Linked DNA regions of Mus musculus: region 1 is linked to region 2. A link is a loop called in an ENCODE intact Hi-C map of the cell type or tissue named here. Cell type or tissue: gastrocnemius. All regions are shown on one strand. Each heading gives the region's core, and the rest is flanking DNA. Links, peaks and the distances in the headings are about the cores only.

Region 1 (16,386 bases), core at 4,860-12,859, 67 kb before region 2:
TTTAAACCTTGGGCCTGGCTAATACATTGGGGCCTTGATGCAACTCAGAACGTTTCAGTGTCGTTATTCGCACAAGGTCCTCATCTTTCTCTACCCCCCAACTTGGTTCTTAGGAGAAGGTCCCCTCGAGACCCTCAAATAACTGGACCTGCTGGCCGGGTCACATCCCTAAGGGAGACATGGCTTCCCTTTCCCACCCTGAGAGAATATCTCAGTGGATGGACCCTACCAGCCACCATCACAGTGACCGTGCTATTAAGATTCCAGGCAGAATCCAAAGCAGGAGATGAGCCGCCTTAAACAGCAAATCCCGGGTTCTAATAGGTATCCGACAAAAGGATGGATTGGCATCTTCCTTCCCGTTGTTGGGACACCAGGCAGTACTCCCTTCCAAAGGTGTCCAGGCTCACTGGCTTACTGGAACGGGGTGAATCATTCCAAATTGGAGGCTGCAAAACTATGGTCAAAGCCCACCATGTTTTATAAACTCCTTTAGTTCAGAAAAGCCCAGTTTTAAACAGTCAAATAACCTCACCTACACTGAGACTACCACCAGCTGTTGTGGTGTTTGCTCATCTGAGGAGGATTCTATCATTCTCTAGTGCTGGGTCGGGGCGGGGGGGCGGGATTAGGAAGGAAGAAATAACCCCCTTAGATCACACCTCCTCTCACCCCCCCCCCATACAGCTCCCTAGATGGGAGTTACTTTCCCCCAAGAAAACAAAGTCCCTTCGTGTGAGACAAGCAGAAGCCAGTGCTGTGACTGTGTATGATTCCCCATCACTGGTTCAGGTTTTGAATACTTAGTCCCCAAACAGTGGTTCTATGTTGGGAAATGTAATCTACCTAGGGAATTAAGTCCCAAAGGGGGTTAAACCCTAGGTGTGTGTATTATCCCTGACTATTTTCTGTCTTGCTTTCTGTACCTCATCCCCTGGTCATGGAACCATGAGGTAAGTAGTGTTTCAACACATGCCCCCCTCCATGATGTTCTGCCCAAGCTGCAAGGGCTAAGTGAATGTGAGCTACACCCCTGAAGGCATGCCCACAAATAAATGATTCTTCCTACACTTAGCCACGGGGAAGATGAAAATTACTATCCCCGCCCCACCCCACCCCCACCACACACACAGGAGAAAACAGAGGCCTCTCTGGTTGATCGTGTACAACCATATAAGGGAAAATGGAAGGCACTAGAAGTCTAAAGCGAGCCATTTCAGGCACAGACCTTTGGGGAGCCTTGCTTTGTTTTCTCCTTTCTTTCACTAATAAGGAGTAAGGCCAGGTATCATTTAGGATGAGAGTAAGAGGCAGCTTCCTCCTACAGGAGCCATTCCCTCACAGCCAAGAGGATGGAGAGAGCAAGCAAGAGGCAAAGGCAAGGCATCGTTATGCCACACTGGCCACATAAGCCATTCTCCTCACTTGGGATCTCTGCCAAGCCTCACAGTGAAGGCCAACATCATTTCCTCTCTCGATTCTAGAGTGTTCTGGTCTATTTAGCCTTTGCTTGGTCCTTTGGAATAGCACAAGCCTCCTGTGGACTCCACTAACCATACTTGGACAGTCACTCAGTCACATCATGGAAGAACCTAAGTGTAGACCGCACACAATCCAGATACAATTTCATTGTGTCTCTGGGAAAAGCAAGCTACTGTCTTGCTGAAGTTTCTCTGGAACCTGAGAATAATCAAAAGAGCTGGAGTTGGACTTGCAAGATGGTTCAGTGGGTAAAGGTACTTTGCTGCCAAACTGATGGCCTGACTTGGATCCTTGGGAGCCACAAGGTGGAAGGAGAGAAATGTCTACAGCAAGCGGTCCTCTGCCACATGATTGCCAAGAGCACCCACCACACACAGGAAATAAATTAATGATTAAAAACAAAATATAAGTTGGAGGGATAGCTCAGTGGTTAAGAGTACTCTTACAGAGGACTGGTGTCCAGTTCCCAACACATCCAGTGGCTTGCAACTGATGACTCCACTTGTGTGACTTGTAACTCCAGATGCAGGGGACCCAATACCTTCTTACAGGCTCCATGCACATCTAAACATATACATATGTGTACACACATACACAGATACACTTGCATACATATAAATAAAATAAAAATTAAAGGGATAGTGCTGAGTTATGTGACCTTTATGAGAGGTATATAAACAAGGGGAAATCTCCGCCTCTCTCCCCAGGATGCCCTCAGTCTTCTCAGGAGGTAAGGAGCATCTATGTGTGTGGGGATGTGCATGCACATGCGCCTCCCCCAATTTTCTAAATTCCAAGCCTCCCATTGCCAGTTTGAGATCTCTTGGCAGAACCTTCGAGTGTTCTCAGTAACAGATGCCTGGAGGAGAGGGAGCTATGAGTTCTGAAACAGAGCAATTCACCAAGTCAGCGAGGCAGCTGTTCGGCTCTGTCACTGTGTACACCACTTTACCAAAAGTGTTTAGGAAACAGATCATTCTGGAATCCATACCACCTATTCAAAATGCAGGCCCTTTCTGTTCCACCCATCTTCTTTGATTTTCTCCGTGTTGTTTGTTTTCTGCCACGAGTCTTCACAATCTGTTTATGCTGTGTATGCACGTGCCTGTGCATGTGTGCATGTATGTGTGTATGTTTCCCTCTCCAGACTTAGCTGCATCATCCCCAAGTGACCCAAAATATTAACCTTTAATTCCCATGACCACGTGATAAGAGGTCCACTCTCCCCCCCCCATCCCCCTCTCCTTCCTCCTCCCTCTCCTTCCCCTCCTCCTCCCTCTCCTCTCTTACTAATGAGCTCTTAGGCATTTGCAGAGGAGCCTTTCATTTAAAAGAAGTTCCTTGGGAAGTTGTTGGGACCCCTGGAAAGGCTGTTCAGGGAAAGAGGAAAGACCACCATCACAAGCCTTTCTATGACTCATCAGACTACAGCCTACAAAACTTGGTCCACACTCTACCTTCTTACCAAGTGCTCAGGGGGTACTGTGGCTAGTAGAGAGCTGGCCTGCTAATCAAAGAGCTAATCCCTACCCTCTAGCCAGCAGTCTGATGGTGGGCACACCTTCCATTCTAATTCGTCCTCAATATCCATCATCATTTAAAGAAAATAATGGTTCGGGTGTGTCTAACCTTTTTACATCAAGACATAATGGTGTCATCTGCATGGAATATTTGTAACATCCCCTAGCCTGAAGCAGGCTAAGCCAGACCTTGACCTTGCTGCCACTAAGGAGATTACCTAGGGTGGAGCCTTCCTCTCTAGATCACTCTATTGTTCAGCCACTGCCACTGTTATCCTTCAAGATACTGCTCCCTGCTGGGAGAGGCCACAGAACTATTCTGGAGACTACACCCTATCCTGCCCGGCCTCACCTGCTGCTGGTTCCAGGCTCCAAGGATGGCGGGAATGGGCCTCACCCCTGGAAAAGAGATCTGGTTGGGTGGTGGTGGTGGTGGTGGACTCAAACTGGTTATGTACAATGAAGTGCAGGTCTGGTTAGGACAGATCCCTAGCTCAAATGGGGATTCTGGACCCTCAGTCTGCAGTTTGACTTCAGCTCCTGGAAGTTCCCATTTATTTCTTTTAACATTTTAAAGAGATTTATCCACTTTTATTTTGTTTTATTAGTATTTTGCTTCCATGCATGTTTGTACACCATGTGTATATAATGTGTACACAGGCTAGAAGAAGGCATCAGATCCCTGGACCTGGAGTTGCAGGCAGTTGTGAGCTAACAGGAATGCTGGGAATCAAGCATGAGTTCTCAGGAAGATCAGGTGGTGCTCTGAGCCCTCCTCCAGCCACAACATCCCCATTTCTGAGACGCTTTGTGGTGATGCTCATGCTGCAATGTTGAGTACCACACCAAGAACAACTGACCCAAGGAAGCTATCACCCCATTTGCCCTCTGCTCTGCTCTAATGAGGCAATGAGCCATCCAAACCATTTGATTCTGACCATAGGAAAAAGTCCCACAAAGAGCTACAAGGGTGGTGGAGCTTTGCTCTTCCCTCCCAGATTTTCTCTTATCTCGTCTTCTGAGTCACTTATCTGCTAAGATGAAGGCATAGAAGAGAAGAGTTTGCTTGGCTTAACTTACAGTTGTCAGTAGTTGCTACCCATAGAAGTGCACTTGAAATTACAAGATGGGATCATCTCCGTGTGGCCAAGTAGGGATCAGAAGAAATTCTCTAGGTGTCGTGTGCCCAGGCTGCTAGCCCAGGTCTGGGTTGGTGTCAGTCCCTGGCTCTAGTGCAATATGGATTTGGTAGTCTCTCAGACTGATGAAGGACCATAAAATATTGCTCCACAACAGTCGAAAAGCAGCCCCAGCACTGTAATAGTTACTTTGCTCACAGATCTCTGTAATCTTTTTTCAAACTGCAACACTAGAAACCTTTTTGCCATTTGGAAGCTATCATCCAGCAAATATTTGCAAAATCCGACCTCGGCACACTCTCAGAGTCAAGCAAAACATCAGCCTGAGGATGCAGGACGATGTCTCAAGAGGACCTGTGAGTCTAAACGTTTGCTCTCAGACGCCTGAGGAGTTCAACCCAGTCTGAAATTCTACTTATCTGAGAGCAAAAGCTCATGCCAACCCACAGTCTTAAGCAAGACTTCATAAAGGCAGGGGAAAGGCTCAGTGGAGGACATTCCTGCCACACAAGCAGTGCCAGGTGGAGAGACAGCGCAGTGGTTAAGGGCACTTGCTGATCTTCCAAAGGGCCTGAACCCACTCCAGGTCCAGGGATCCCAATGCCTTCTGATCTCTTCTGGTATCCACAGACATTGCACTCATGCAAACATACACAGTGAAAATCATCAAACTTAAAACAATACCAATAGCAATAGTAATAACTCTTTTAAAAAATAATGTGAAAACCAACGTTGATCTTTGGCGTCCACACGCACAGGCACACATACACGCAAACCCACAAGCACATGTGCACACTCCCATACAAGCATGCGCAAACACCACACACAAGCTGTATGAAAGGAACTCAATGAAACACACTACAAGACTGATGTCTCTCAGCCCCATTCCCTCTGAACACTTACACTCTGTCAAATCCCTATGACTGGAGCGCTCTATGCATTGGACGAACTAAAAGCAAGCAAACGTTAAGCAGGCTTATGCTAGACTAAAGACTACAATTTATATTAACTTAAAATTGGTGTTTTGCAACTTTGGATATTGTCAACTGGAATGAGATGCGGGTTCATTCCTAAAAGTTCTAAAGTCTTCCTAAATTTCCCAATAACTGGACATATCTGCATGTGTTTGAGGCAAGGTTCAACAAATAATATCATGCTGCCTATTTTTATAAATAAAATTTTATTTCAATGAAGCCATGAAATTTGCTTCATTTGCTTATAGATTGCCTACACTGTTTTCTCTCTACAATGATGGTAGTCAGTAATTGCTATGGAAATTACATAAGTCGCAAAGCCTAAAGAATTGACTCTCCAGCCCAGAAAAACTTCATAAAACCAACTTGAATAATCGAAAAGAAATATCAGAGATTTAAACCTTGACAATGTGACATATTAATCACAAACTCCAAACAACTAACATAAAAATGAATTCACAAACTTGCTGGCCCCAAGCCCTGCCCACCAGTGTCAAAATACATTCTTTTCCCCCAGGCTCTTGGTGGGGTCTTCAGACATAAAACAATGAATGCTTTGCCATTTGCGCAGCTGCTTCACAGACTTTTGAGGGGCCTATTTCATCTAAAAGCTACAATCAATTTAAGTACTGGAAATTTATACATAGCCTGCATCCACTAAGAAGTAAGAGGGAAGCCCCCAGTAATCATGAATTCCTGCATACAATTTGAGTCACATAAAAACAACATATGAGGAAAGGGAGGAATGGGATCTTTAGGAGCCATAAGTCTGCAGCTGGCAGATAAAATGGCATCCCAGATAATCACATTCAATTGTCACTAATGTTAATATATGTCGGCAACAGTGGAGGGCCGCGCACCAGAGGTTAGCTTTACTGCCCATGTGCAGATGTTTGCAGTTCTGCATCTCTGCCATAACCCCATGGGGCCGCATTTTCATGGGCTCCGCATGAATTTATGGCCAGGGAGCCATAAATGTTACAGTTCCTCAGACCTTGTGGCTTGTGGAGATTGTCACGGTGCTTGTAAAGTAGAGAGGCGCAGATGTCTTCTGTTAGCAAGCCGTTTCTAGGCCAGCTCGGGGGTTCCAGACCGTACCGGCTTCTGAAGCACCGGTTATCCATCCCATCAATGCCACTCTGGTCTACAGTCCCACCGTTGACTTCCTTACAGCACTCCTAACTATGTTTATCTCTCTGTGTGTACATGTGCTGATCATGCGAGTTGGTTATGCAAGAAAGAAGAAAGCCACATGAGCGAGAAACCAAACAGCTTGTTCCAGAAGGTGCCTGAAGTTTCGTGTTGGGGAAGCACAAAGTGGCAGGGCCAGGGGAGCAGACTGTGCAGTATGGAAAGAACACAGGCTTGGGAGAAAGGCAGATCTTGGTTAAAGTCTGGTTCTATCATCTACCAGAAGTGGGACTTTAGAAATCTGCCAAGTCCCCACAAAGTTCTGGTCCCCATTAGTAAAGTGTGCCTTGGAGGGTCAACATGATGACAGAGTCGGGGCATGACAGGGGTGGGAACCAGCAACAACACTGGTAAAGTCCGTACTAGAGAAAAGTGGCTTGTTGTTGCTGTTGTTGTTATTTGAGAATTCTCTCTATAGCTCCTTCCACGGGCACTGAATGGCTCATTTATGTCATTATGAGATTTCAAGGCACAGCACAACCTTTCCAACCTCACTTCTGTGTCACCATCAGGCAGGTGAAGCGGGGACAAGCACAGCTGACTCTGCTCCACTGAGAGAGCCACCAGGATGGTTCCTCCCCAGGCTCCTCAACACACACAAGCTCTGTTCACCTCACCTGCCCTCAACAGGTGAGGCAGGGGCACACTTTCCCTGGGAGGGAAGCGAAGCCCACTTGTGTCACACTGAGAACCACACAGCAGATGCCGAACCTCCTTCAAGAAATGTGAGTCAGTGTTGCAAACAGCAGAAGGAAGACGCCGAGAATGTTTTGCTCTTGGAGGCGCCCCTGCTTTCTCTAGGATGGAATGAATGCTCCTAAGGACTATGGACTATGCATAAACTGACCCCCGAGTCTGCGAAATGATCTCCAGATCTGCCCTCTTTCCAGATGAGAGAAAATCACACACACACACACACACACACACACACACAATGCACACTTGCATGCATATCCGTGTGTGTATGTAAACACACATACACACAGAGGAAAGGGAAACTTCACATCTACAAGTGGACAATCTGACACAAAGTTAAAGTCGTCTCTCTGCGGCATGTATTCACAGGTCATCCTTGGGGTCCTCTGCTGAAATGTTTCCATACAATAGCCTATGGAGCCCCCAAAATATGTAATGAAAAATCTCAATGAAAGGTTGTCATTGGCCAAGAGATTCTCCCTGAAATGTTTCAAAGACCTTTCTTTGTGGTAGAGGGCAGATCCATCGAGAGCCAAACACATAACTGCAAGCTCGAGATTATGGATTGCATGGCTAGCTTATCTCTGCAGTCCATCCTCCAAAGATAGGCAGGGTGCTGGGGAATCTCGGTTACATGTTGATGGAGAACATAGCTTTCCAAAGGAGAGTGGCAAAAGGTTCCCTGTCACCATACCAATGATCATTCGGGTACAAATACATGTGCCATGCAATGGCAAACTTTAGTCACATGGCTTGGTGGCTGGAATTTACTCCACTCCAAAGCCCCATGTCTAAGTATCAGAGCATCAGGGAGGCTGGCCCCATCCTCTTCTCCACTGGACTTCTTTCCATTGAAAGGCTGACGCCTCCTTGACCTTCAGGAGGAAACAGAAGGCTATTGAGGGTTTTGCTCTGAAATGAGGGAAGAGGGAGAGAGCTTAACTAGGAAGTCTACCTTGGTTAGTGGCTCACTCCTTCATCTTGATGAAGTACGCCAAACAAAGAACTTTATATTTTTCTTTGGGGGAACAGGTAAGCAGGTGCATGTGTGCATGTAGGTACACATATACATGCACACGCACATACACATACATAGGTGCTTGTATGTGTGCAGAGGCCAGAGGTCAGCTTGCTTGTCTTTCTCAGTCACTATCCACTAGCTACCTTTAAAACAGTCTTTCACTGAACCTGGAACTCACAGATTAGGCAAGACTGCCCGGCCATTGAGCCCCAGGGATGCCCCTGTTTCTGCCTCCCCAGTGCTGGGCTTACAAGTGGCTCGCCCATCTTATTGATGTGTGTGCTCACACTTGCATGGCCAGTACTTTATTGCCTGAGTCATCTCTCCATCCCTGGGCCCTCATATTTTCCAACTTCTTCTTGAAGGCATTGGGACAGACTAAAGGGTCCCAGGGCTTCCTTTTCTCTTCAGGTTTGTTCAGTAGAACTAAACAAAAGTAACACAGTTGCTAATCTGGTGTCCTTTGAGGAATCTTAAAATACATCCCAGATTGCAAGGTAGTCTTGAAAAATCCTACTAGTTGGTGATTTTTGGATCAAGGACTGAAAGCTGGAAAACAAACAAACAAAACAAAACAATTGACTTACTGTGTAACGAGAAAATGTGTGGCCACTGGCTCATTATCATCTGCATAAACCAAGCTGTTCTACAAGTCAGCAGTAGGTTAGGTAATTTTGGGCTGGGGCTGAACGGGTCACAGGTCTTAACCTCTCATTGGACAAGGTTATAGCAGCTGTAACCTTGTGTGCTGAAGAGATGTCTGGGCTCTAGATAAAGCAGGGGAGAACACAGTTAGTTGCTGACAGTCTCAGGTCACAATCCACCACAGCTGCCACTGATGTCACCTCATCCTTGCTTGATACCTTTCCTATTTAAAGCCCATACCTCTATCCACAGTCATCTGTGAGTTCAAGAAGAACAAGAAGGCCCCGTGATTATCTCCCTGTCCCTGCCATACCTAAAACCACCAGCTTACACTTACGCTGCCTTTCCTTCTGTAAACTTACAAGGTAACATCTGCTTCAGAGGCAGATGTTTGCCCCAGAATGTTCGCTCGATCGCTCGTTCGCTCTTCTGCTCATTGATGCTTTTCTGGTTAACATCTAACTATCCTACTCATTAGTTCTTAATAATACTTTTTGCATCCAAGCCATGCCAAAGATGCTCTCTTCAGCGCTCTGCCATTATTGTCGCTTCTGGTGCTGTTGAATTAGCGCTGCTGAATAAAGGGAAAGTAAAAATAAGCCCCTCGAAAGAAGGCCGCTGCGCTGCGTGTAACAGCTCTGTCTTTGCAAACTGAAACAAGCTGAAATCAATTAAAAGTGTGTGTTGAGAGAATGCTTCTCAGCTGCCTAATTGTGCCACCTCTGCTTCGGGGCCAAAGTTTGACTCTCTGCCAAATTGCCATCAAAAACGGGCGGCCAGCAGTCACTGCTGCACCGCAACTGCGGGAGCCGGACTAATGAAAGAAGCCCGGTGCATTCTGGGGCCAGGTGCACAAAGACTCCACTTCCCAGAAGCACTCCTCCACTGTATGGCTCTACCAACAGACTCGAGGGTCCTCAGTGATAAGGGCATTATGACAGCGGGATATCTTATCCCACCTGGGGTGTCTTCAGTCTGACTACTTTAACAGATTACCTAGTTCTGCAGAGCCACAGAACTATGTCTGAAACCCTCTCAAAAACTACTTTTTAAGATTTATTTTTGTTTATGTGTAGGTGTGACCATGTGAGTTCGGATGCCTATGAAGGTCAGAAGAGGGCATTAGGTCTCCTGGAGTTCAGGTGGTTGTGAGGCACCCCAACTTGGGTGCTGGAGGAGCCCCACTTTTAACCACTGACTTGTCTCTTTGACCCCTGAACACTAGTTTTGAAAATAACTCTAACTTTAATGTCTTAAGAGGCCAATGCCACTGTCAAAACAGTTGAAGAAACCAAAATATAAACAAAACTAAAGCTGATTTATCTGATAAGAAAAGCATATATATTCTTCAAGGAACATGGGCCAGCACAATGTACTGTTTGGAGATCAGGAGAAAGGATTCTTAATAAATCATCAATGATGATTTCCATGGATACAACAAAGATATAGTCACCATATTGTTTACCTTTATGTGACCATCCCCTATAGAAAAAAAGCTAATTATAAGAATCATGGTCATTAGCAAATATAAGACTCGCTTATGAGGCTTAGGACATTGTCAAATATGAAAAAAAAAAGGAACTTATGTCAAACCCAGAAAATGTTCAGAGTGTGGAATTCTCTGTGCCCTGCATTTCTGAGACCCCATGAATTCCCATGCAACCCTAGAGCATGTTCTTATACTTTTTATAGAAGGTTCCTCCTTTCAGCCTAAGCAGCTGTCTTTCAGCAAAGATTACTTGGCAAACACTGCTTGATCAAGTATAAATCAGATACGCTCCTCTGAAATCTAAACCTACAAAGACTATGTCCCATAACACTCCATAAAAATGAAACACAGAAACACTACATTATTGCTGCCAAAAGCAATAGAGAAACTATGAATGAAAACGATTGCTGGGCGTGTCTTCTATGAGATTTCATGTAAACAACCTCCCCTATTATCTGACTCTCTACCATCGGATAGGCTTACATGTTGCAAATTGAAATGAGGATCACTTGTGAGGAAATTAAAATGTTATAAACTGCCCTGGGTGTTGTTGGCACTGCTAAAAAAAAAAAAAATGTTGAGGACTAACCACAATCAAAACCTCATTCCTCTTCAGTCAACAGATTCCATCTGACGCTTAGAAGCAGGGTGCCAAGAGAATCGGTGAGGAGAATGGCAGCTCTTATGGGCTCCCCTCTTTAAATGAACCCTGAGGAGTCCAGGGTAGTGCATGGGTAAATCACACAACATTCTCTCTCCCAGACTTCTTATTCACACCCTGACCTCTGACACACTTTCCTGTCCCTGCCTGTGTCTGCCCTCAGCAATCCGCATCATGATCCTGGCATTCTCCTATGCTCCTGAGTTACTCTAGTCGGACTGGCTGACCCCTCGTATTTCACGTGACTAAGGTCACAATACTCAGTTTCCCCCAAAGGGTGAAGAGAGCAAACACAGAAAAACAGCACTCTCTTCCGTCTTTGGGGTTTTTCTTAAAACTCAAGGAGACACAATACCTTTCCTGTGACTGTGTTCCCTTCCACATGATGGGTCAGGGGCCACAGACACCATCTTGGATTCAGAGCACCAGCACTTCTCAAGGGAACCAGCCAGAAAAGTGATAAATAGCCAGGTCAAGGCCCCAGAATGTCATCTCCTAGGCCTAAAGAAGCAGGTAACTGAGCCGCTGGGAGCTGGTTACTATCTTGAGAGGTTGCCAGGCATAGCAGGTAGATGCTGAAGCAATTTAGTAATTGTGATAGCAATGTGTTTACCAAAAGCAAGCTTGACAAGCAATTTATTAAGACAATTTGAACACCTTTTTTAAAGCCTCATATCATAGAATGGAAGAGCCTTCAGTAACATACCCTAATAATTTTAAAGACTTATTTTTATGCATGTGTATGTTTGCCACATGCATGTGGGTCCCCACAGGGTCCAAAAGAGGGTGTCAGATGTCCTGGAGTTGGACTTATGAAGGATCGTTAGCCACACAAGGTAGGCTCTCGTCACTGAACTCAGGTTATCTGGAGGAGCAGCAAAGACTCCTATGCACTGAGCCATCCTCTCCCGGTACCAATTATTTTAAGTGAAGCTGTATATAAGACAGCAATACAAAGACTGCATTGTAAAAGAGATCACATTAAATATGGCCAATGGCCACCTATATAAAGATACTTTGTAAACATCAACCCAGATTGAAGGATTGGCTGGGTGACAAATTCAAGCCCCAATTTCACAAAGAAGGGCATAAAACAGATGGAACAAATGCTAGTCAAGTATACAAAAATTTAAAGCTCATCACCTAGATTTTAAACACTTTTCTTTTAAATGGCAAATTCCTGTCTTTAAGCAAATCTTGTATGGTATCCTAAAGGCAAAACAGCTAACACAGAAACATGCATGTCTGAGATCAGAGAAGCAAGGCTGAGCCCCACCCCCACCCTCGCCTCTGAATGAAGCTCACAGGTGTCCTCAACAAGGTCCCATGAGCCTTGGGATACATACTAGTTTCCAAAAGTCAGAAAAACCACCAGTCTGGCCCATCCTTCCCATTGAATACTTGGGCCTCAGAATCATAAAATACATACCGAAGGATTAGGATCATTGCTTGTGCTAGCTTGTGTGTGTGTGCAAGTGTGTGCATGCACGTGTGAGTATGCATATGTCTAGAGCTTGATGCATGGTGTTTTTCCCTATTGTTCTCTATTTTTAAACCTGAATCACCCACTGAATTTAAACCTCATAATCAGCAGGACTGACTGGCCAGTGATCTCCAGGGACCTACCTGTCTCTGCATTCCCAGGGTCGGATTCAGAGATAGAGGACACAGCACAGGCTCTTTGTAGTAGCTGAGAATTCTCAACTCAGGCCCCCATGCTTGTGCAGCAAGCACATTATTGGCTTGAGTCATCTCCCAAGCAACCTCCCGGTGTTGTGTCTATTAGAACCACCAAGAGATGTAGGACGGATGGTGATAGCTTAAGGACCACAGGGGGAAACGTCCACATTTGTTCAGAAGTCAGAGGAGGAAGACCAGTAAGAGCTTGGCTCTTCCTGGGAATGATTGAGCTGAGGTTTCTCACATCAGGCAAATGAGGTCCTGTGGGGTCAGCAGCCTTCCAGGGCCCATTCTCCTATGGGACAGGCTATAGCAGAGCAATAAGGGATGACTCTCAGAAGGCTTTCTGTGGCTCTGAGGAATGGCTATGTATACCAGTGTCCCTTATGGAGATTCATACCCACTTGGGAGAACTTGCCCTTGGTTATATTCCATATTGGGTGCTTTAGTATAAGTATACATGCCAATGTGGCACAGGGTAAATCCAAGGACATTTTGTTCTTTACCAGAGACTGACAAGCTCATTTGATGGCAACAACTCACAGTCCACAAGAAAATGCTGAGTCTTTCTTATAGGCATAGTGAAATTTCGGCAAAGAGAGCCAAACAGTGCTGGCAGCTATTTTAGACTTGCATATTTTAATACTGTGCATCTATTTTTTCTTTACAAAATAGATTAAATTTTCTGTCCCAACAATGTCCTTGTGAGAAAGGTTATGACCCCCATAGTCCAGAGATAGGGAAACTCAACCTTGGGTAGAGGGAAGGCCATCTGCATTGTACTCAGCCAAAGAGCTTGTACAATCATAAAAAAAAAAACCACAGCCTCTAGTATGCACAGTCATTATAGTCAGGTCTTGGCCCATCCCAGTAGAATAAATGTAGGATAAATGTACATTGGGGACATATGACACACAGGCTTACCTGAGGAACTTAATCCATGACTGACTTAAATTTCCAGAACTTACTTCTTGGTCTGTGGTTTCCTCTCTAAGTGTATAGTAATTGAACAAGCATGTTACAGGAGAATTCACCCAACACATGTTCTTGCAAAGCCTTCTCCACAAAATAAAACTTAAGAATAAAACTTAAATCTACCCTATCTAAACAGTCTTCCCCATTTTTTCCTGTTTCCCCTTTCCTTCATTTTCTTTTCCCTTTGGAATGGAGTTTGAGCTGTGAGGCAGACACCCTTGGGGAAAGTCCTGTCTGTTTATGTACAGAGTCCACAAAAGATAGCCAGCCATGTAGAGGTGGCCCAGGGCAGGGCTTGGGTGACGGCAAGAACAAGGTTAGCCTGAGTACCTGGTTCCTAGAACTGTGGCTCTGTGCTAAGCCCTTGCCAACTCCCTGATGAGACTGGCCTATGAGCGAGACCTCTTTGAAATAGCAGGGAGCTATTTTCTAAATCAGCTCATTAGGACTTGGATTTGAATATGCAGCAGATTCCCACAGTCACACTAAATGCAGTGGAATATGAAGTTCCTGAAGTACACGAAGCACTTTCTCACAACCTCAAACAGTACAGGGACTTGTCTTCCATGACCCGTGGTGCTAAACTGTTGCTTCTTTGATCTTGCCTTCTACCAACATCCTATATCCAAGCCACACTACACATGATTCTTTTCTTTGTCCCGGAATGTCTGTCTCTAGATGGCCCTTCAAACTTAAAGCCTAGCCCTGCCTTGGCAGAGCTCTCCCCAGTATGCTAGGAAGCCATGATGCTTTGTAGGTTCTTCTAGGCCAGCTCTCACTCAGTGCAGGTCATTATTTGTGTCGAGCCAGGCCCTCCCCTCCTGGGCAGCGACTGATACCTAATTGATTTTCAGATCACCAAGAAAGTGAAATGCAGGCATGCTGTGGTCAAAACCTCATGTTTAAAAGGAGAGACTGATCTATTATTTTGATCCTGGAAAGCGGATTGGGAAGAGTGGTAGGTGATCAGGCAAAGAGGACAAGCCTATACTTGCCAAGTAGCTAGAAGCTGGAAGTGATCACAGCCGCCCTCTGTAGAGGAATGAGGAGTTACCAAGCTTATGTCAGGGACAACTATTCACTCACGAGTAAAATGAAGATTTGCTTCAGACAAATGAGTCACCAGGTCAGAAGTATTCCCGACAAACAACAAAGGGAGGGGCGCTGGTAACTATTATCTCTAAATAGAAGGTAACACTGGAAACATAATTTATCATTTCAAGGATTTTTTTTCTTATTCATTTTGTGAAGTGCTCAAGTTTTTGAAATTCAGAATGGATTAATATGCGGTCCCTTCTGCTGGAATGTGACCCTAAGTATTGCCAGGTTGCATAACCACCTCCAGTTAGGATTCTTGGCCAAGCTAACTCAGTGATGTATAGTGGACCCAGACAGTTCCCTGAAAAGCAAAGACAAACACTGAAAGCACTCTGTGAATGCACAAGACACACTTCCCTTGTGCTCTGAGATTGGCTTCTTTGGTCCAACACTTTCTGTTGTAATATTTTTTATTTAATAAATCCTAGCAGCGGGTTCACTACCCGCCTCAATGATTTAGGTTCCTGAACGAAACACACACAGCCTTTACATTTTGATATGACTTAAACAGCTCAATAGCTGGGCCAAGGACTAGAACTCAGCTCCCCAGCCTCACAGACTGGACCCAGGCAAGAATTGCTTTTCCCCCTTGACACTAAACAGGAACATGAGGGGGTAATCTGAGCAAAACTTTGCCCTACAGACGGGATACACTATGCATGTTTTGACAAACACTATTTGTTTTTGTTTTTCTTAGCTCGGAGCAAGTTTAACTGCTCTTGATCACTATTATCGGACTGCCTGAGCCTTTCAAATACTAAGTACTATTTGAGAGCAATTGTTACTTTAACCGTGAATTAAGATCATAAGTCTTTTGTTTAAAATGTGATTGTGTGTTCGGCTGAGCCCTTCCAAAGGTTCCAGCCTTAATTCCCTTGCAGGCAACTGATGCTTCGCTGAAATTTTTCATTTGCAAATTAGGTTCATTTATGGCAGAAAATGAAAAGTCATGATCAGACAGACCCAGAAATGGGGCCATCCTTTACCTAGAAGGAGCAATTAGCTGAACTATCTGTGGGGAGATTTTATCATTCGTGTATTGTCAATATTACAGAGTATCAAAGAATCCCCCTGAAAAAACACAAGAACACAGCCATTCAAGTGCATCCTGGTGAACTCCTCACTGCAGAGATAGTGTCGTGGGTGTGGCCAGAGAGAGGCAAGCGCCCTCGCTGCTAGCCATCAGGCCCGGATAACTGTGATGGGTTTCCTCTGGTGTTTCTTCTGCTGGAAGGAGAAAGGTCCCAAGCCCTGGCAGTCAGCAAGCACTGCTCCGGCCACACATCCTGGTTTCCAAAACAAACATGTCTTGCCCTAAGACATGGGCCACAAAGAGGTGACTGATATCCCTAAGCTCCTGTCCTGTAGTGTGTGACAAAGGGCACAGGTGCATCTGGAGCTGAGTGACATTTTCCCTGATGTTGCTCCTGAGGCCTTATGGTAGTAAACCAAACCATCATGGCCTGGTCTGCAAGAAACAGTCAACCCCACTGGAGCGTGCAGAGACCACAGGTTTACCTCGGATCTCAGCAGTGTGGAGATTCTGCTCCATGGATGCCTGCTCCTTTCTCGCTGCTGCTTTGCCATGGCCACAGTTGTCTGGTAAGTTGTTCTCATCCTTTTTGAAAGCAGCAGGACACCTGGCTGTGAAGGGCTTGAGCAAGCTGCAAGGATGAGGGCCCTTCCAAAACACTTGTTGACAAAGCCAGTGAGGACAAGGAGAAGGCTGGGGAGATGGCCCTGCTCCCTCTGTATCAGGTGGCTCGAGAACATGACAAGGTGGATAGCAGAAGCAGCGCTGATAGTGACACTTCA
Region 2 (16,386 bases), core at 3,111-11,110:
AGAAGAGGGCACCAGATCCCCTGGAACTGGAGTTACAAATGGTTGTGAAATGCCATGTAGGTGCTGGGAACTGAACCTAGGTCCTCTGCAAGAGCAGCAAGAGCCTTAACCACTGAGCCATCTCTCCAGCCCACATCCTTTTAGTTTAATCCCAGCTGTGGTCTATGATTTCTTTATAATACGTGAAGATAGTTTATGTGATTTGGACACCACATGCCAGACCCTTTTTGCACTCTGTGGTGTCATATAATTCTGATAGGGTGATGTTACCAAATTCCAAGCTGGAAATGGATCACAGTAGACTTGCCAGTGACTGGTGACACTTTGAATTTCATTCTTCCTTTTCTGGACACCATCATATCCACCCACTGAACAAGAATCTGCAGAGATGTGAAGTCATGGGGCTGGAGAGATAGCTCAGTGCTTAAAAAGTAGTAATCCTCCAGTCACTAGGACCAGAGCTCAGACCCAGAACCCATGTAACAAACCAGGGATGCCTACATTTGGTAACTCTTGCTAGTGGGAGGGAGAGACAATATTACCGAGGCTTCTTGGCTTCCAGCTTAGCAGAGATATGAACTCTGTGACTAGGGACAGAGAGACTGCTTCCATAGTGAGGTGAAGAGTGATGCTTGGTACATGATGGCCTCTTCTGTCTTTCATGATGTTTGCACAGCTGCATAAACCCACACATGTGCACATATACACACACTAAGATACACGCATGCACATAACTCATACATACATACATAAATATATACATACATACATACATACATACATTCATACTCTTTCAAAAGATCCAGAGTCTAACATCCACTTTCATGATGAAATGTATCAGGCATTTATTTAAAATCCATCAGTTATTTATTAAATACCCACTGTATGCAGAGTACTCTTAATGAGAGACCAAAACATTGAACAAAACATGGGCTCTGGATTCTGCCCCCTAGTGGTTGGCTCACTGCCAACACATGGCAATCTGAGCATCAGAGCCATCCATCAACAGAACTGGTGAAAACTCCGGAGCTATTTCACTCACCACAGCTCAGCAGCCTCTCTCCTCTCTAATGAAAAATGAAAAGAGAATAAATTGAGGCATTCTACCCTCCTCCCCCACCACCCCTTTCCAAATACCCTGAAGGAGAAGGATAAAGGAGGAATAAAAATAACAGAATATTATGTTATAAACTCATATTTAAGACAAGGTTTGTTATTGTTTCCTCCTGAAATTAACATGTAAAACTCACATTCTCTCACAGCTCCCGAGCAACTACATCAGAGAAAGTGCTGAATCACTGGCCAGCTCCAAGTGACAGAAAGTGTCCAGGAGACAGTGGCAATCAGCCCCAAAGGGGGAAAAACAAAAACAATTGTCCTATTATGCTTCATTCATGCATCAGTCAGTCAGTCAATCAGTCAGTCAGTCGGTCAGTCAACAAGCATTCCTTTCAGCCTCCTTTGTGTTCTGAACAGCACACTCTAGGCGCTGAGGTGCTCAGTAGAAACACAACCGCCTCCTTTTTTTTTTTTATTGACCGTTCATTTATGCAGAAACGCCAACCAAGGAAACAGCTTTATCCACATCTATCTACACATCCATTCAACCAACCTCATAGGTATTTACTAAAGAATTGGTTCATACCAGGTTCTAAGTTCAGCTAGAAGACTGACTTAAGATCCAAGAACTTATAGGGACATAAGCATGCTGTGGCATAATGACAGATGAGGCAGAGGGTTCCCTCTGGTTCTAGAAGAAGATACATGAATATGCCAGCCAGCCAGAGGGAAGGAAGATGTCCTGACAAAGGATGACATCAGAGAAAGAGACACAAGAGACCGAAAACGCTCCTTTCAAAGGGAGGCCTGAATCTCAGGATGCGGCTCCTGATGGAGGATTCCAGAAGGGTGGATAGGTGCTTCCAGAAGCTGGGTCTCGAAGCCATGTCCAGGACTTTCCCATCACCCAGGCGATGTGGTAAGAAACTCATTTCTTATTCAGATATGTTTATACTGTGATTTACCCTTCAGTGATCTCTTTAAGAAATCTGTTATGTGTACATGATGGGTGTTTGTGTATGTGAACACGAGCAAACACCCACCGCAGTGTCTCTTTATAGAGGTCAGGGGACAATCTCAAGCATCCATTCACTTCTCACCTAATTTTGGGGACCAGCACTTCTATTGCTCGCCCCTGAGTATGTCAGGGTATCTGGCTCATGAACTCCATGGGATTTTCCCATCTCTGCTTCCCATCATGCCGCAGGGGTAGGGTCATGGATGCATACTACCATGTATGGCTTTATCCATGTTATAAGAATATGACTCAGGTCTTCGTACTTGCAAAGCTAATGTTTTACCTCAGAGCCGCAGCTCAAGCCCATCCTTCGGTGTTCTGATCTCCCCCAGCCTCCGGGTGAGCAAGATGAACACTGATAATCATTACAGGGAAGGAGACATGGTTGCAACTGGCACAGGCTGACTGGAGCTTGACACACCCAAAAAGACAGCAGTTTCTTCTTCCCGGCTTCTCATCCACAGAGCAGTTGCTCACCCACTAGCAGGGCCAAAGAGAATCAGTGGGTCTGTCAGCTGATAATGGGCTTTATTGCCTTGCTGAGAACCTCAACCTCCAATGAGGAATGACAGGGCACCAGCTCAAAGGTTTGGCTTCATAATTTTTATTCATTGGTTTGCACATGGGAATGGGTGCACTGTACTCTATGAAGTTACCTCCAGCTTGTCAACTCCATGGCCTTTCACTATAGCGACATGTATGAGTATATCCTTGTGCAGTCTGGACTGTGGGTTCTATGCACAGGCTCCCTCTGCAGTTCTTAAGCACCCTCATAAGCACAGTATTATGCAAAGGGAGTTAGTGACACAGAGACCCAGTCTAGAGCAGGGCACAGCCATTATCACTCGGGCTTAATGGCACTTACTGATCCGTTCCCAGGAAACAGATTTTCTAAGAGCAACCCACTTCTTAGTCACTTAGACTTCTTGCCTGCAGTGAGCTCATATGGCCCAGTGGAATGAAGCAAGTGTGTCTGGTTGACTGGTGGATCTCTATGTCACCCAGGCGCTACATATTCCTCAGAGACACCCTCACCTCCTATTCCCATGGTATAATTAACTTGCCCCCACCTTTCTCTTGGCCAAATTCAACTTTCAAAACATCCACAGCTCATCCCAAAGTGCTCTTCCACAAGACACCATTCTAGAGTCCTTGGTAATTCTCCCTTTAATGCATTCTATTTATGTTATGTAAAGAGAGATGATGGGGGAAAGGCTGGCACAAGCAGCACCTCACCAGGTAAGCTGATTCAATACTGATGAACCAAGCCCGCTCAAGACCGCCCATCAGTTACTCATCTTCAAGACAGCTCCTCTGACTCTCAGATCCATACATTTTCTGGGACCCAGGTTTCCCTGGTGGAAACTCAATAGTTAAGACACCATGAGCCGTAGCACCCAATACCAACCAAGATTTTGAACAAGAAGGCTGGGGAGAGTCTTTGCAGCAGAAAGCAATGTTTCTGGGTGATAATAGGTGACCCACCATTTTCAGATGTATCAAGCCCTGTTTGTTTCTAAGAATAGAACAAAATCTACGGGCCTCAATTAACTAAACCTTACCTCATAAATTAAAGGTAGCCATGAAATAAAGCCTCCCTCATGGCCCTACACTCTGAAGTGTTTCTTCAAATGGAAAAAGAATGATGCTGGTGGAGCTGTAAGTGCCTGCCTAGCATCAGAAGCTTTGAGTTTGCTTTCTAGTCCTACATAAACATGGTGTATCGCATGGCGGCAAAGACTTATAACCTTAGGATTTAGAAGACAGAAGCAGGAAGGTCAGAAGTTTGAGATCCTACTAGGCTCCATGAGACTCTGTCGTAGAAAGAGAAATAAAGGAGGGAGAAGGATAGAAGGAGGGAGCGAGGTGGAAGGGAGGGGGGGAGGGAGAGAGAGAGAGAGAGAGAGAGAGAGAGAGAGAGAGAGAGAGAGAACGAACCATAAGGTAGTATTGGGACCAGAGAATCCATTGTATCTGTGCCTCTGAGGGGTGTGTTGTTGTCCTGGATAGGAACGGCCTTGACTATGTCAGCTCTGACATAAAACACATGTTGAGATATGGACATAATAATGGTCCTGCCTCTGGCACTGTGGGAGGGAGATCAGTCTGGACAAGAGGTCTTTCTTTGGGCATATTAGTGATGCATGAGATCTCACTTCTCAATGTCAGAAGAAATATGTCTTCCTTGGGCGTAAGCTTAGCACCAGACAAAGCCAACTCAAGAGAAGGCATGAAAAGTTTCTAAACTGGGAAGCAAAAAAAAAAAAAAAAAAAAAAAAAGAAAAAAGAAAAAAAAAAAAAAGCAGGGGAGGAGGAAAGGAGAGAAAAAGAGAGGAACTCTGACCCTGGTCAGGAGAAGATCTTTGGAAGAATCCTGGGGCTATTGAATAGCAGACACAGCTCATATGGAAACCCCTGGGGAAAAATCTCCCATGTCATGCTTGAGAGCATCATCATTAGCTCTGAAGGGGAAAAATTCACCACTTGATTCAATAATATTAATTCACCCATCACCAGCAGCAACTTGACAAAGAGAAGGATGAGTTTGGAGACATCAGCTGCAGAGAGTCACTGGGCCCAGAGACTGGATTCAGTCACCTCCCAACTGCATTGCCTTCTCTTCTCCAGAAACCTGGTAAAGCAACTCCCTGGCCTTTGGACGAAGCCAGAGCAGGAATGAATGGACCTGGTATGCATATGTATACGTCCCAAGTTCTGCATCCTGGAAAACAGAACTGATGGACAAATAATACTGTGGACCTCTCAGAACGATGCACCAGATGTGGATCCAGCTGCAAATGGTCATACTCCTCCTTCCTGACTGTTCTGGAAGAAACTCGTGCCAGAGAACACAAAACTCCCATGAGATGCTCAAAAGCCAAAGGACCGTCCTTACTCGTCACTGGGTTGTATAGAAGGGAAAACGAGCAGGTGGGGCAGGCAGAGGAGATGCACTAAAGATGTTTAGATGTCTGTTCTTGCCACTCTGAGGATAATTCTAGAGTATTCTGTCTGTTTGCTTTATTGTCTTTTTCAAATGGTCGAACGCTGGGACAGCTGCTTGGAACAGTGAGTTCTCCAAGGGGTTCCTTCTAAGCAGAAAGGCAGAAACAAAAAGAAGCCTCCATCTCCCACCCCAAGGCCAGCACCCCCTACAGTCTATGAGTCAGAAATAGGTCCTGGAAGAGCCAGCTCGGTGGACGCTCATGGCTCCTCTCTATTATCTCCCCCCAGGGACTAGAGAGATGGAGCCAGAGAACGGCCCAGCAGGAGTCTATGGGAGTGAAAAGTGAACTGAAAGCCCAGGATCCTGGGAGGTAAATGCAGTCTGGGAAGGGGGAAAATGTGTAGCTGTGGTATTCTAAAATCCATCATTTGGCCTAGGGGGCCTAGGCTTGGGCCTTGAAGGCCCATTAGATCTGCCTTCTTTTCAACACAGCCCATTTTACGGATAATGTTGAATCTCTTTGTCAAGAGAATGTGCCTGTGGCTTAGAACTAGCCCATGTCAAAGATTTGCTTGTGTGTGTATGTGTACATGTTCGTGTGTGTACATGTATGTGTGTGAGGCCAGAGGTCAGTACCTGGTAACCTTTCGATCACTTCTCCACCGTATTGTTTGGAGAAAGTTTTCTCTGTGAGTTGGAGCTCACTGATTCTGCCGTGGTTAGTATCTGGCCAATGAGCCCAAGGATCCTTCTGCCTCTGCTTCCTGGTGTGGGGATTCCAGGTGTGCTGGCTGGTATGGAACCCATGTTCTCCTGCTTCGGTGGTAAGTATTTTCCCTACGTAGCACCATCTCTGGAGCACCAAAGACTTGATTTTATAAAAGAACGTTCCAGCATGTAAGACAGTACAGTGAAGACTCGGCTTAAGGTTCTTTATTTTCTATGGGGAACAGTGAGAGGGCTGAGGGAGTTCATACGGAGGAGCCTGGGCGGTGTTGTCAGGGCCTCTAGCTCCCTCTAAATCAACCTCACTATCGCATGATCAATGCATTCCAAGGCAGAGCACCATTTATCCTTTTCCAAGCTCCAGAAAACCAAAAGAAAAAAAAATATCCCACATTGTTACATGAGAACAGTAACAGAATTATTAATTAAGTTAGCACCTGACATGTGGAACTCAGTACATATTTGTGGACATAAATAAATGGCCAAATCTGAGTACTTTGGCCAAATGGAAATTGAAGGAAATATAAAAAACACGAGGCAATAAAATTAGCCCCATCTGGCATGAATATAGACAAAGTCATGACACATGCAGGGATGTTAGCCCCAAGATAGCTGTGTGCAGAACATGGCACTCATGGAGCTGTGTGACACTGGGGAGGTATGTTAACCCCTCTGTGCCTTATCTATAAAGGAAAGGTCTTTTTGTTTTAAGTGTCTATTTGTGTAAACGAAGTGGTATAGTAACCTTACAATCAAACGGCAGCATTAACATTTCTAAAAACAATGTTTGTCAGGAAGTGCTGCACAATGTACCTGACTCTCAGGGCATCTCATTCCTGCCTGTAACAGGCCACTGTTTGTTGTTGTTGTTGTTCAATAAGCAAGATGCAAGACACACATGATATCAACAGGCCCTGGGAACAGGCGGGAGACAAATAGGAACCCCAGTGCCTCACCATCTTCTTCACTTATGCACATGTTTTAAAGGCACCTGATGATCTTTGCCTCTCATCTACAGCGACAGGTAATACTGATTGTCAACCTGAGAGGATTTAGGATGCCCTGGAAGACAGACTTCTGAGGGTGCCTGTGGACTAACCAGGGTAGAAAGATTCACCCTGAATGCAGACGGCATCATCCCCTGGCCTGGGGTTCTAGACTGAATGCAAATGATAGTGGATTGAGGAGCAGCCATCACTACTCTCTGTGTCTGGAAGAACAGATGTCTTGTGCTTCTGCCGCCATGACTCCCCAGTCATGGAGGACTGTGAGCCAAATAGAACCCCTCCTTACTTAAGTTGGTTTTCCCACGTATGCTGTCACAGAGATAGGGAAAGTAACTGGCCCCAGCTTGGCTAGTGACTGCCACCCAGCACTAATCAATGGATGAATAAATGTATGCATGGTGGAAGGGATGGACAGGGAACCAACACGCCATCTCTTCCTTACACCAGATCAATAGAAGCCATTGAATGTAGAGCAGCCTCAAAGCTGCTCATCGGGAACTGAAGTGGGTACGTGTTCCCATTCGGAGACAAATCTCAAGGCCTAGAGAGCAAGGAAACCCAGCTCGTTAAGAACTTACCAAATTGCCTTTCTCAAGAGTTTGCCATGACCAGCCTCCCAACTGGAGATGATCGCATATGAGGCTTAGAGACCAAAGCTTTGGCCACAGGGTGTGGGATGAGCAATTCCAGCTGCACAGATGTGATCCCCAGAGTGCCCAGAGTGACAGCCTGGAGTTTTCCATTACTGCAGATGGAGGGCAAAGCCATGTCTTCCTTCCTGATTTGTCCTGTCAGCTGGAGATCGGCCAGAGTATGTCTGCAAGCCCCGCCCCACACTCGCTAGACTTGGAAGCAGGCTGGGCAATCTGCAGTAGTCCTCCTCTGAGGTAACTAATCTTGGCAAAGATATGTTACTGTCCTTTTTATATGATGTTTATTTGGGGTGCTGAGACAGAGACCCACATGTGCCACAACGTGAGTGTGGAAAGAGTCAGTTATCTTTTTTCCACCTGTGGGTCCTAGGAATCCAATTACCAGGCTTGATGCCTCCCAAGGCATCTTGCCAGGCCCTACTGCTACCAGCAGCAGCAGCACGTGTTATTTTTAACCTACCTTATGTCCACATGGCCATGCAGCTCACTACTTTGTGGGTGGTAGTCTGTTTTGATTGAGTAAATAATTCTTGTGAACTTGCTACCGTCCAATCCTCTCCCAGGTCTTCACAAATATCTTCTCTCTGACCCCAGTTTGCTGATGTGGCAAGAAAGAGAGCATGTGGGAGGGCTTTCAAGTCAACCAAAGACTGTGTACTTTGGAGAACAAAGGGATATACTCTATTCTCTAGCATTTGGGGACAGAGGTAGGGATAGAGTAAGGTGGGTGGAACGGGAAAGGACACTCGATACTCACACGTTCACAGTGACCGCTGCAACAGGCTGCCATGGGAAGAACACGGCCCACCACAGGAAGAGCTTTCCTCAGATTCTACCTGAGTCATCTTAGGACCTCACCAAACGGCAGGTGTAGAGTACCATGTATAAATAGACAAAGAGACACAGCTGAGTACAGCTCGATACCTATAAATAGGTAAACCAGGGCCTCTGATTCAGGAACCATCTCTTACCCTTTGTTAATTGGAAAATAACCAGCTCTCACAGATCCTCCCACACAAGAGGAAAAGATGACTTAGCCCACGTCATAGCTCCTTGAATGAAACCCACGCCCACCCCATCCCCCAAGACGCTTCCTAAGAAGGTAGCTCACTTTCCCTCTTCATCCATCTCTCTGGCTTAACATCATCAACCATTAAGCTACCATTTAACCTGGAAGATAAAAACCTCACCCTGAAAATGCTCCTCTCCCTTTCCTCCTCATCACTTACAGCAATCCTGTCTCCCAATCCATCAGGGCCCCTTGTCAAAAGCCAGTGGATATTGCATGCTAATTTCACCCACAAATACCTGATCTGAATTCGAAGTAATTAGCAGATCGGGTAACCTGAGAGATGCTGATCTTTTTTTATAACCACAAAAAAGCTTGTCACGAAAGATATTTTAGTTCAAGAACATTTCCAATCAGGAAACTTCACATCATGTTCCAAAATACCATCCTATCTCGCATTGGTTCATCTAGGCTGTGTGCCCGATGGAGGTAGTGGTGTGTGTTCTTGGGACACTGCTGCATCTGAATGTGCCTGTGTGTGTGTGTGTGTGTGTGTGTTTGTGTGTGTGTGTGTGATGTGACTGACTGTAGAGACAACAAAGCACATACTGAGCACGGGCCACCAGCTTGGGCAGCCATCCATACAGAGGGATCAGCTACTCTTCATAAGGTTTAGTTTCCTACTGTGTTTGAGAAGTGCTTCTTTGATAAGGGATGTGTGAATCTACTGAGAATTTCCATTTTGGAAGAACCTGAAGATGGAGGCACTTAAATGATCTAAGGCACAATTAAAGGAGCTAGGGAAATGACTGCCTTAGTAAAATGTTTGCCATGCAAGCAAGAAGACCTAAGTTCAAGTCCCCAACACCCACATAAAACCTAAGTGTGGGGTCACACATCCAGTGCTGGGGAGATGAAGACAGAAGCATCCCTGGGGCTTGCTGGCTAACAAGCCTGGCCAAATTAGTGAGGGACACTGTCTTATAAAATAAGATGGGTAACAAGATGAAGAAAAGAGCTGACATCAATCTCTGGTCTCTACAGTCAGCCACATCACACACACACACACACACACAAACACACACACACACACACACACACACAAATTACTATACAATTTTAAAAATATAGTGCAATTAAATAGCTTCTAAGGTGAAGATGATTCACACTAGTCCCTTCTCCAATCACCAACTATGTAACCAAGGTTGCTATGTCTATAAAATTGTAATGCTAATTCATGTTCCTATCAAAAGGTTGTTGGAAAGAATAAATGATTGTATATGTATATGTATATGTATGCCCATCAATATCCCACCGAACCACTATGTCACCTACAGATATTACTAACCCAAGAACTGTCAAAAGTTAGCTCAAACAACAAACAGTAATTCAAACGCTATGCAAGCCTGCCTGTAGAGGCCCACTCTGACAAAGCTGTTTCTTGTTCATAGATTCTAGCTTGCCGAGTGTCCAGCATCAGGTGTTAGATGTAAGATGAGAAAGAAGACGACTGACAATGGTACAAGTGCATGTGCCATCCCACGCTTTCCCCATTGTCATCATTTTAACGATGAACTGTGCTCCACAAGGTAAAAATCATATTATTGAACTTTAAGATTCCATAAGTAAATTCCCTTTTCTCAGTATTTCTGAAAAAAAAAATGCAAAGCTCCCTTGGAAAGCAGCATTTTCTAGATGCAGTGTTTGGAAAGACGGTGGCTAAAGGGCCACAGCCAAAAATACGGTGGGACCCTGGTGCTTGCCCTGTTACTACTGCTCAGAACCCCAGAGATGTGGTGATGATACCCATGGTGCTGAGGAGAGAGACTGAGCACACGCCTTTGGAGGAAAAGATGGGGAATTCAGAGGGGGGCAAAGAGAACAGAGCTGACCTAAGCAAGGGCCTTCCATCCATCCCTCCACTCTCCACCTTAGTTTCTGAGACTTGGTCTCTCACTAAACTTGGCACTCACCGATTGACCAGAATGGCAGCTCAGTGAATTCTAAGGATCTGCCCATCTCTAGCACTGAGATCACAGGTACACACTGCCACATCTGGGTGACATGGTACCAAACTGGGTGATGAGGATCTGACTGGTTCTCACGCTTGCATAGTAAGCGAACCACCATACGGCCATCTCTCCACGTCCCTGCCCTGATGCTTCAATTAACAATGTTTAGGAATTAATAGGATTCTAGATCCTGCTTTCTATACCAGACGCCTCCTTTCATGGCAAAACATTCTGAGCGCCCTGAGGTTTTATGGTCTCGAGTTTAGTTATGAAGTAATGAAAGAGCTAACACCTCAAGGGGCCGCTCCAGACATTTTCCAAGGCCTCCTGTCTACAGCCCTTAGGATGTTTGCAACAGGTCTTCTTAATGCCCGCTACTTGCTACTTACAAAACCTGAAATACAGCCCCTGTCACTGGGGAATCTGGCAGAAGACAGAATTGATACATGCTTCCTTTAATAGGGTCAGAAGAGGTCTTCCCCTTTATGTGTCACACACTATGCTCAGCAGAGGAACTCTTCACACACAGGAACCCCACGGACATTGGATGATCAGTCAGTGAATAAATAAATCGGGGTCCATGGCTGCAAGTATCAGTGGAAACCAGCATTGCTAATAAATTCCATCCATGCCCCAGACACTACTGAAATTCTACCTGATATTTTCATTTAACTATCAGTTTATGTGCCTATCTATTTGTGTGCACATGTCTATGTCTCATGGGAGGCGATGGATGCAGAAATCAAAAGGGTAAAAGAAGCCAGAAATGTTAGTATATTAGTAGGTACTGATTGGTCAGGGCTCATAACATCTAGACCTGTGTATCATGGTAAATGTAGAATCTTATGCCTAATCAGAGGCAATGCATCATATCAAAAGCCAGAAATCCCTCCATCTAAGGGCCTTAGAAGATTCTAGAATATATAAAGTTAGGCGAGGCAAGGAAAGAGTACCAACCAATCACCCACAGACATGATTCTAATCTTCAAGTCAAAATAATTCTAGAGGTGTACTTTCTATTTTCGAGGGTAGGGGAAGGATGCTAAGGGAAGAGGCTAGATATTGAGGGCCAGGTGTGTGTGGAAGAGGTGCAGATATTGAACATAGAAGCTGCATAGCTGGGTCAGGGAATCAGGGCTGCTGGTTTTCTCTGGGGCAAAGGTTGCCTGCATAGTTCATCAGGGAGAGTTGATATCCCTGTCTCATCTCAGAGGCATCCTGCATCTTATTGGCCACCACAGCTAACCCCATGAGCCACGTGGGGTATTTCACCTGTCATCTCTTTCTCCCCAGGGGGGATTTTATTTCCATGACTCCTATGGAGAAACTGAGGTTCAGCTGAGATACAATGACTTGCCCAGGATAGTGCAACAGGAAAGTGGGGCGTTAGGGCTATGATTCAAACTAACCCGTGAGTGTTCTCAATCAATGGTGAGGCAGCACAAGACCCCCAGTCAATGCTGGAACACTTTCCTATTGGAGATTTCATCCACTGAGGTCTAAAGGCCAGCCTGGGCAGGATCCATGACCTTTCTCATATCACAAACATATGGAGAAAGCCATCTGAACTATGTGTGAGTTGTTGCTTTCCCTGACACAATGATGAGGTTTCCTAGGCCCTTCAGAGCCACCACTGACATCCATTCTCTTCCTGTATCCTCAACCCCTTAGGGATCAGCATCATGGGATATGGGCACCACTCAGATGGGATAACATGCTACACATCAGATCAACTGGGAGGTTGAGGGTGGAGAGGTCACAGAACTGAAGGGCAAGACAAGTTCCTGTTTTCCTAAATAATCAGCTGTCACTGTCTTGACAAGATTTACACAACACTAAAGAGCATGCCTGACTTAAGGAGGCCCTGCTCAGGGAAAAGGCGAGGAGTGGGTTCTAACTAGGCTATCATGCAGAATGCTATTAAATCCCCACAGGCTTCCATTGTCCTTATGTAAGTCCCATGAGTCTGTACGAATTGGCTCTACCAAGCCTTCCCCTCCAGAGAAGTGAGAGCTACACCTCCTTGTTCCAACTCAGACGTCATGGTTCTTGTTTATTCCAGATCAGTAAAGGCTAGAGGAACAATTCTTTCTGTAGTAGGTCTGTAGATGCAATAGAGTGCCCCTCCATTAAAAGCTAAGGAAATCTAGAAGCATAAAGAATGATGTTTAGAAAATTAGAAGCAATATGGAGATAGAATGGAAATTGACAGCTGGGCTAAGTAACTAGAGAACCCTTTCCAAGAAGCCCCTCTTCCCAAATCCCACGTGCCAATCAACACCAAAGCAAGCCTAGCTATTTACTGCTCACACACGGGAAAATACAACACCCAAGAACATCCACTGCTATTATGTGTCAACTCAAACAAAGAAAACTGGGCTGCCCATGAAGAGCAGAGGGTCCTCGTAAAGACAGATGTGGAACCTTGCCTATGTCATCCCACACTGAACACCCCTACCCAACACCCCAAAATGTCTCCACACCCTCTGAGAATCCGGGTCCTCTCTACTCCTTCTTCTCAAGCTCAAAAAATAAATAATAAATAAATAAATAAACTGCTGTCAATGTGCAATGTGACACTCATGCGTTGTCAGAATAATAGTTCCTATTCCTCTCCCCTTCCTGCCGCTTCTGCCAAGGGAGTAGCTTCCCGTGTCAGTACCATGCCAGGCACTGAGCCGCACAAGGCAGCCTTCCTCGACTCTCAGCCAGGAAAATGCTACCAATTGAAATCTGATTGTGGATGCGGCTCTCACTGTCATCTGTTGGGGTGATTTCTTGCTAGAATGACAGTCCCATCTTCTTCACGGTTCAAAAGTGGCTGTGTGAATCCTTGGTTCCCCTCTGTCTCAGGAGTATTTCAATGGCTTTATAGCGGCTGTGCTTTAATATAGTCCGGTCCTTTATTAAACTCCTTCTTCCATCCTGGGCCTTTACTGCAGACTGATGCCACGAGAGTGGTTTGAAACTTTACCTCAAATAAATACCCATTCAAATTCTAATAGGCAAAACAGGTGAGAGATGTGGAGTCTCCCCCCACCCTGGAGAACCCTGGAGGTTCTCTAAACAGAAAGGAAACAGGGCTATGGAGAGAAGTAGATCTCAGCAAGCAGAAGGTCAGGGTGCATTATCCTGTCAAACCTGGAAGCAACCCGTTCTTTGTCACTGTTCAGGACCAACACTGAAGTTACAGGTAACATTTGCATTAATGTGTTATAAAGATTAATGAGGCATCTGAAGAGATCTCATTGAATCCCACAATTATTCTCTGTAGTTTATAGGTTTTTTTAATTAACTCACAGATAATATATATATATATATGTGTGTGTATATATATATATATATATACACATATGTGTGTGTGTATATATATATATATATATATCCCAGAAAGATTAAGTAACTTCTCTAAGGTTACAGAACCTAAGCAGTAAAACCTTCCCGCAGCCCGAGGCTGTGCTCTGAAACCACTCTCTCTATACACTGAGCTGCCTTCAGTCCTTGAAGGCCTCCGACTGGAATGATGTAAGAATGCGCAGTCTGGCCAGTGGGAGGATGCTCAGTACAGGGAGAAGAAACACAGCAAACAAAGTCAGAAGCTTTTCCTATTTTTAAAATGGGAGCTCTTTGGAAAAACTGTTTACTTATGAGGCCTCTGGGAACCCTGACAAATGGCTACAATCTTCCCCGACAGTGCTCTCGACATGGTAGATGGAAGTTTCCACTGAATAGCTATTACATGTATGTGCACCAGCAAGTCCCTTGGAATAGTAGGATAATTCACTATGTTTATCTTTCTGGTGCTGGTGCTAGTGCTGAAGAAGAGACCAAGATTATGGGCAGAGAGAGATGGGACAGGGGCAAGGATGAGCAGAGAGGAGAAAGGAAAGGAAGAAAAGGGGATGCCAGGAAGGGAGAGGAGGAATGAAGATAAGAACTCAACTTTATGCATCCCTGGTACTTTCCAGAAAAAACTGCATGCCCTGAGGCAGAAGAAATGGCTCATGGGCTAAAAGTGCTTTCAGAAGACCCTAGTTCAGCTCCAAGCACCAGTGTTGGATGGCTCACCACTGATTATAACTCCAGCTCCAGGGACTCTGACACACGTCTGGATTCCTCCCGCACTTACACTCATGTGCAGATTTTTGGCCCTAAGGTATAGTTACAGGAGAACAAATCTAAAACCTAGCTGTACAGGAATGGAATGCATGACCTCAGAGAGATCGCCATGCCCAAAGTCACAGAGCTGCTCAGAGGTGAAGCCAGAGGAAGGGTCTAACCTCGAGACTCCTGTGTATGTCAGTTGTTCTGCCTGTGTGAATGTGTCTGTCTTCGTTCCCAGGGCCTCCTCACCAGCACACATGGCTCTGAAGCCAGCGTGCACCTCTCCTCTTAAGGTCAGCCCTTCCTGGATTTACAAGAGACAGCCACAAAAAAAAAAAAAAAAAAAAAAAAAAAAAAGCCATAGTTGTTGATTCTGTCCGATTGGACACAGTGACAAAAGTAAGTCACAGGATCAGCCACAGCTCTGTTCCAGAAGCAGCCCTTGCAACGCCAATGAGTCAGGCTGCGGAATCAGCTGAAAAGAGAACTTTTGGAAGAATCATTGCTCACTTGCTTCTTAGCAGTTAAGTCTGTTAGACATCAACCTGCCAGGGATGCTTTTAAAAAGTCTTTTTATCCCTTCATTACAAGGCTCAAAGCTGTTGAGTCTTCTCAACTTCCAGCTGGACTCAGAGATCTGTGTATTCCTGGAGATAATTTTTTTTTTCTATCTGCTATATTTGAATGATTTTGAGTTCCTCAAAGCAGCAATGCCTACATCACTAAGACATTCAGATAAATATGAAATATTCAGTTCTTATGCAGATATTTATAGACTTTTAAAACTCTCAGGGGATGCAGACAACTTGACTAGGATTTTTTGACTCTGGTGAAGTTTTCTGCCTAAACTCTTAGGATCTGAAGTTTAGACCTACAATTTGGCCATGTGACCACCAGGTGGCGATAGCGCGTCACAACCTAGGGTCAATCAAGCTTGGGTCAGTGAGTTTTCTTCCCGCAGCCTGTGCTGAAAAAGCAACATCTTAAACACACTCTTCATTTAATTTCTTCCTACATTTATGAAGATTTTTTCCACACAGCACCTCCACTACCACCACTGAGTTAGGGCTTCACAGTCGGTGGGACTCAGGACCTTTATTTTATTTATCCACTCTTAAAACTTTTTCTTGTTTATATGAATATATCCATACCATTCCTTCCTTTCAACTTATCTCCAAACTAATTCCTTGCTCACACTCCATTCTAAGCTGCATACTCTTTCTCTCTTTCATCTTCTTTGTCTTGCTATTGTTTGTTGTTGTTCTTCTTCTCCTCCTCCTTCTTCTCCTCCTCCTCTCCTCCTCCTCCTCCTCCTCCTCCTCCTCCTCCTCCTCTTCTTCTTCTTCTTCTTCTTTTCCTCCTCCTCCTCCTCCTCCTCCTCCTCCTCCTCCTCCTCTTCCTCCTCCTTCTCCTCCTTCTAACCTACTGAGTCCAGTTAGTGTTGCCCATATGTACAGAGAGGAGCTGACTGTCCCTTCCCAGCATCCACCACCTACCTAAACCTCTCAGAGAGGGATGGAGTCTCCCGAGATTCTCTCCCATTTGGTCTGGAATGATGGCTGGCTTGATTATATAACACTAAAATTTTAACCTGGCACTCAGAGCCCTCCAAGGGGGCAGCAGCCTAACTATACAGACTCCACCCTCCTGACAGTCCTTTCTCTTTTTCTACAGCTTCCTCATAATCCATCCCTCCTGTAGTTACATGCAAAGCCAGTCCTAACGGCGGTTACTCTGCTGACATTTCAGGATACCCACCTGATGCCCACCTACCACCTCTACAAGAGTTGGCAGAGGCTGTTCTGACAAAACTCCATCAAAGGAGTCTGAAAAGCCTAGCATCCAATTAGC

Evidence for each region. Hi-C counts contacts between places; a loop is a spot of excess contacts. Peaks named below come from ENCODE experiments on the same cell type or tissue, not always from the same donor. Only the 100,000 strongest peaks of a DNase experiment are listed, where the experiment ranks them.
Region 1: it touches region 2 in a loop (2.8-fold over the local background); 2 of 42 quality-filtered maps call a loop at or near these places.

Annotation. Positions count from the first base shown.
Region 1 is chr9:68,785,254-68,801,639 of GRCm38, reverse strand. All of the region lies in intron 1 of Rora (RAR-related orphan receptor alpha), which reads right to left. Among named protein-coding and RNA genes, the nearest start is that of 9530091C08Rik, 28 kb to the right of the region's middle. In gastrocnemius, for the core only: no CTCF peak of the experiment used is centred there; a DNase peak (open chromatin) is centred at 9,456; H3K27ac peaks cover 635 bases.
Region 2 is chr9:68,716,214-68,732,599 of GRCm38, reverse strand. The region is part of intron 1 of Rora (RAR-related orphan receptor alpha); the gene reads right to left. Among named protein-coding and RNA genes, the nearest start is that of 9530091C08Rik, 41 kb to the left of the region's middle. In gastrocnemius, for the core only: no CTCF peak of the experiment used is centred there; DNase peaks (open chromatin) are centred at 7,578 and 7,815; H3K27ac peaks cover 3,111 bases.